Linked DNA regions of Homo sapiens: region 1 is linked to region 2. A link is an interaction called in ENCODE POLR2A ChIA-PET data of the cell type or tissue named here. Cell type or tissue: HepG2. All regions are shown on one strand. Each heading gives the region's core, and the rest is flanking DNA. Links, peaks and the distances in the headings are about the cores only.

Evidence for each region. ChIA-PET counts read pairs that join two places held together with the same protein. Peaks named below come from ENCODE experiments on the same cell type or tissue, not always from the same donor. Only the 100,000 strongest peaks of a DNase experiment are listed, where the experiment ranks them.
Region 1: POLR2A ChIA-PET joins it to region 2 with 5 read pairs; 3 of 35 experiments call an interaction of 5 or more read pairs at or near these places.

Annotation. Positions count from the first base shown.
Region 1 is chr17:67,075,053-67,077,972 of GRCh38, reverse strand. It overlaps HELZ (helicase with zinc finger), which reads left to right. Exons shown (of 33, transcript NM_014877.4): 33 at 1-2,920. Among named protein-coding and RNA genes, the nearest start is that of CACNG1, 32 kb to the right of the region's middle. In HepG2, for the core only: no CTCF peak of the experiment used is centred there; a DNase peak (open chromatin) is centred at 1,412.
Region 2 is chr17:67,332,884-67,335,803 of GRCh38, reverse strand. No RefSeq gene overlaps it. Among named protein-coding and RNA genes, the nearest start is that of PSMD12, 32 kb to the left of the region's middle. In HepG2, for the core only: a CTCF peak has its summit at 824; DNase peaks (open chromatin) are centred at 813 and 1,383; H3K4me3 peaks cover 1,242 bases.

The DNA.
Region 1 (2,920 bases), core at 122-2,621, 260 kb after region 2:
AAGAGGTTAATTGTGCAACTATAAAAAAAAAAAAAAAAAGAAAAGTTTGTCTAAAATGTATTTAAAAAGAAAAAAAAATTGTAAGTAGCATTTACATTTATTCAATAATATTACCACATGCTGGGTTTCTGTACCAGAAATGGCCAGTTGATGTACAAATGTATGTTATTTTTGCTTAAATTCATTTAAATTTTTTTTAAAATAAAGGGGCAGCATCTTCTAAATAAGTTTTATCAGCTTTTTTTTTTTTTTTGGTGACACGATGCTGCATTCTAAAACTTTTATAGTTTTAGACTATGTATGATGTGTTGTTGTAATCTCCATCCACCATAGGATAGAGTTAAAGGCATTCTTTGCAGGCATATTTTGTATGCCACTGTTTTTTGAAATGTGAAAAAAACGTTGGCATACTTAGTTATTTTTTGGACAAGCTACACTTCAAGCTTGTTTTTAATGTTAATTTGATAGTGTGTGTTTTTTTTTTTAAACAAATCAAGAAGCTGAAAAATTTTTAGGATTGTTGGTGCTTAGTAGACTTGATAACTATTTTAAAAATGCGTGAATTTAGTAAAATTCTTTTTTTCTCACTATGCATGTGTAAATGTTTGTAACCTGGCTTCCCTCTTCTCCAGTGGTATAAAGAATTGTGCCGCTTTAAGGTTTGGGTTTTTTTCTCTCCAGTAAAAATTTTGGTACCTTATTTGATGTTTACATTAAAATGTGACATTATACGTGGCAATTCAAATATTTTGCTAGCTGTCTTGTTTGAGGAACACCATTAAAGAAGAAATATAATGTTTGTCAAAAATGTATCAAAATTCATCAGAATCTGGGGCAGAAAACTACCCTTGTTTTTCATGTCTTTCAATTCTTCTAAAATACCCCTTATTGAACTTGTACACAATATAAAATTTAAATAGCCATCTTAAATATTCTACCATCTAAAAATTGCTTTGAATGAATTTTGGTAAAATCCAAAGGAAGATGTTTACCCTCTTGAAACTTATGGTCTTGTCACACATTTAAAGCAATATATGTCCTTATTTTCCTGACCTTGTAATACTACTTTTATATTTCAGAGGTATCTCGAAACTACAATATAAACTTTTAAAAAAAAATAAGATGAGGCTGGGGAACCTTTCGAATGAACCCAATCTTCCTGATGATCCATTCAAAAACAGGTTTTTGGAAGACCACTTTCGATAGGCAATCCTATAATCAAAGTACATTTTTAAAATCAGGTTGTAAAATGGCAAAGGTAAAGAAAAATTACTGACATTTCTTCTATGATTGGAGTTTAGTTTATGTTGGCCAGCTACAACCCCTTTTAATCCTCAGACAGTTTGGGATAAAAGAGTGCCTTTGGTTAATGGTTAGCAAGCTCCAGGATAAGCGCTGCGTGCCTCTTGTATTCAGCTCTACCTTTCTGCTAAGAGTGCGGTTCATTTGTGTGTGGCTTTGCGTTCCAGGCTGTGGGTCTCTGTGTAAGGTGGCAGACATAGACTTGTAAACTGCAGACGTGTTAATGGTTAGCATAAATCACAGCTGGAAAACTGAGCCGGCAAGTTACAGCACCACTCTTTCTCTGTATGATGTCAGATCACCACATTTAGCAATGTCAAATTTTACTCAACATTCTTTAGTAGGAAGAAAAGAAGAAAAAGTTTTGCCACGTAGCTATGTGCTTTTAAGTCTGTGACAAAACTCAAGACATATCCGAATGAAAATTAGATCTCTCTGATGTGAGGATGTTATGGAAAATAATTTTCCCATCAGTGATTATCCACCCCCCAGCCCCCATATACAGGACTACAACGCAAGCTAGATAAATGTTCAAAAGCAATCTGATAATATGAAGACAGAATTGTCAAGTCAGGGCTTTCAGTTGACCCCTTGTCATGAGGTTATTGCCTAATTTTCTGTTTTCTATACTTGAATCTTTAAAAAATATCAGTTTTTAAATTATTTATATTTATATTTAGTTAAGGGTCATGGGGTCGTGTATGCACCCCATCACCTTATATAAATATGTTGATGATGGAAGCTTTGGATAAGGAAGCTATTAAGTTGTCATGACATCCTTGTTCTAAGCAGTTATTTCTAAAAACTAAAAATAATAGCTACTTATTGGCCCACCGCTCTGCTGTGAGTATATGAGTACTTCTCATTCCTTATTTCCATAGCCAGTCAAGGATTCTAACGCTGCTTCCATCTGATACTCTTCTTAGATTCTGCATCAAATGCTTATTTTGACTTACAACAAGCTTACTCTTCCTCAGCATTACATAATGCCATCTTTCCAACCATGCTTTAAAGAACCTGCTCTTTACGCATAGTATCTTATAACATTTTGAACACGTCTTGTGTAAGAATCATTGCAAGTTTCCATCAAAATGAGGCGTGTCTTCTGAGTACAGCTGATGTTCTTTGGGTATTACTTGAGTAGTAGTAGCAAGTACCCATAAATCAGATTTATGAAACATAACTTATATGCTAGGTTCAACCCTTATATATGCATATATATGTATAGTATATGTATATAAAATTTTTTTCCAGAAAACTTGATGATAGCTCTCAGATAATACCAAGTATTACCAGCTTCCATTTCTTCAGAGCAGATTTTTTTCTAAGTGAGGTTAATTGTTCACATAATGTCTTTTTACATCTTTGTCCTTTGTATCACTCTGAAGTTTTCTTTTTCTTGCCAGAATATTTGTTTCACTTTTTAATTTCAGTGCTACTTGAGATTTTCTTTTTTTTTAACCTGAAAGACGATATTTTGGATGATAGAGTTTGTAAAGTGAGCCTTCATGCTGAAAAAATTCTTTTCATGATCTAAAAATGGTCTTTTGTTACGATTTGAAGAACCTCATTCCGTGTAACATGGATATTTTCTTGTGTGTCTTTAAAGGGGGTTTTG
Region 2 (2,920 bases), core at 264-2,763:
TTCATACCTGTAATCCCAGCTACTTGGGAGGCTGAGTCAGGAGGATTGCTTGAACCTGGGAGGTTGAGGCTGCAGTGAGTCATGATTGTGCCGCTGCACTCCAGCCTGGGAGACAGAGCGAGTGTAGAGACAGGGTCTCACTATATTACCTAGGCTGGTCTCAAACTCCTGGCCTCAAGGGATCCTCCCACGTCAGCCTCCCAAAGCGCTGGTATTACAGGCATGAACCACTGCACACAGCCTGGAGCTTAGTATTTAGTATATGGAAAGAACTGAATGACATTTCTTTGAAGTTTCCAAGTTTCATTATCTTGCTATTCTTACTAAATTAGGGACCATGTTTATCTTTGTAATCCATCATTTGTTACATAGTAGAAACTTAAGTGCTTGTTGAATTGCTTAATCTTTTTCAACCCTTCATTATCACACCCTGCTGGAATTTTGTTTCTATCTTCATGTCCAACCTTACATTACTCTGAAAAGTTTTTTCCCAAGAGTATATCCACCGTAAAAAATAGACTGGGCATGGTGGCTCACACCTGTAATTTCAACACTTTGGGAGGCCAAAGCAGGAGGATCCCTTGAGGCCAAGAGTTCAAGATGAGCCTTGCCAAGATAGTGAGATCCCCATCTCTACAAAAAAATTTAAAATGGCTGGGAGGGAAAAAACAATTTGCTATAGCTCAGATTAGCCTAGCATAATGGTACGTACCTGTGATCCTAGCTACACAAAAGGCCCAGGTGGCAGAATCACTTGAGCCCAGGAGGTGGAGGCTACAGTGAGCTGTGATTGTGTTCCCAGACCAAACCACAGGTGGGGCTGCTTATTCTCACGGCCCAGTAACGAGATGTAAATGAATTGGGAAAGAAGGCAGTTTATTTCTGTAACAGGGTACAGGGTAAAGGTCTGGAAAATATCGCCAGACCAACTCAAAATTACAGAGTTTTCCAGAGCTTATATATACCTTCTAAGCTGTGTCTACGTGTAAGTAGCATTCATCTAAAGACATAAGTGATTAACTTTTTTTTTTTTTTTTTTTTGAGACGGAGTCTCACTCTAGGCTGGAGTGCAGTGGCGTGATTTCGGCTCACTGCAAACTCCGCCTTCCGGGTTCACGCCATTCTCCTGCCTCAGCCTCCCGAGTAGCTGGGACTACAGGCACCTGCCACCATGCCCTGCTAATTTCTTGTTTTTTTTTTGTTTTTTTTGTTTTTTTGTTTTTTTTTTTACTACAGACGGGGTTTCACGGTGTTAGCCAGGATGATCTTGATTTCCTGACCTCATGATCCGCCCACCTCGGCCTCCCAAAGTGCTGGGATTACAGGCGTGAGCCACTGCGCCTGGCCATAAGTGATTAACTTCTAATCATTAACTAAGATCTAAGTCCTGAAGACCTTCTGGAGCCTCAGTAAATTTACTTAATCTAAATGGGTCCACGTGCTGGGGTGACTACCCTTATCTTGTCTCCTGCTAAATCACGGAGGTTTGGGGAATTTCTTCAGATGCCCCAATAAACTTGTTTGTGGAGGTCTGGGGAGTTTCTTCAGCGCCCCCCTCCCGCCCCCCCACCCCCCGAATAAAGCTTGTTTAATTCTAAACGGGTACTGTTAAGAATTTCTGCGTTATCTTGTCATGCTTTAAGGCCTAGGAAGGGCCTGGGCAAAACTCTTGATGGGCTTTTATTATGTTCCAGCCTTTGTAGAAGGGCGTTGGCTCTCTCAGCTTTTAATATTGAACTTCACCACTCAGTCAGTGCTGAAACAGTTGTTACAGAGGCCTGCGTTAGTGAGACCTGGCCTGCCACAATCGCACCACTGTACTCCAGCCTGGAGAACAGGGCAAGACTGTCTCTTAAAATAATTTAATTAAATGAAAGTAAACACTCAAAGTCTCTAAAACATTTCCCAAATTGTAGCTTCCAAGATTACATTGGTTTCTTCAAGTTTTCCAACATGAAGAACAGTTTAATAACAGTCTGAAATGCCCTGTTTAAGAAATAGGACTCAGCTTCCCTTTGTAGTTCTTCCACTCTCCGCCCCTCAGATACTTCTAACTCACTGGAAGGAGATATTCTACCACTTTCCCATATTTCTTTCATTTTATTTAGTGAACACTGTGGTCTGCCACCCAGCTAGTCTCCTTCAAGACTGAAAAACAGTCCTGAGAGTGTTAATGACCCATAGCTGAGTGTGTCCTCACCCGCTTCCTCCACTCCCCGTGATCACCTTCAGCTGAAGAGAGCTACCTCCCTTCCAATGACAAATTGATATAAGAATATGAAGTCCTGGTCCTCTTGCTACAATTTGGGACAACTCTGAAGGGCCATTTTAGCTCTGGAGAATTCCCGCAAGATTGACTGAGGCCTCTGTTACAACCATATTGTGGTTCAACTCCTCCCTCTTCCCAATCCTCCTTCCTTCACTTGCTTATGGGAGCTGATCTCCCAAGCAAGCCTCAATAAGCTCTCTGTGCAAATATCCATTTCAGAGTCAGCTTTTGGGGGAAGCTGGTCTATGGAAGCTAGGTCCCTATGATAGTTGGTGCTGGAAGTGGTCTGAGAAAGCTGACTCAAAAAACTGGATTTCATAGCCAGCTTACCAACTGGCCAGCTGGCAGTGAGAACCCCATCACTGGTAATAGGTGGAGCATGTACAGCCCCCAGCATATAGTAGGGGTGCAGTTGTTAAAACTGCTGGTGAACTAGGATGACTGATGAAAGGTATATTATTAGTCCATTTTCACGCTGCTGATAAAGACATATCTGAGACTGGGCAATTTACCAAAGAAAGAGGTTTAACTGGACTCACAGTTGCATGTGGCTAGGGAGTCCTCACAATCATGGTGGAAGGCAAGGAGGAGCAAGTCACATCTTATGTGAACGGTGGCAGGCAAAGAGAGGGCTTGTGCAGAAAGACTCCC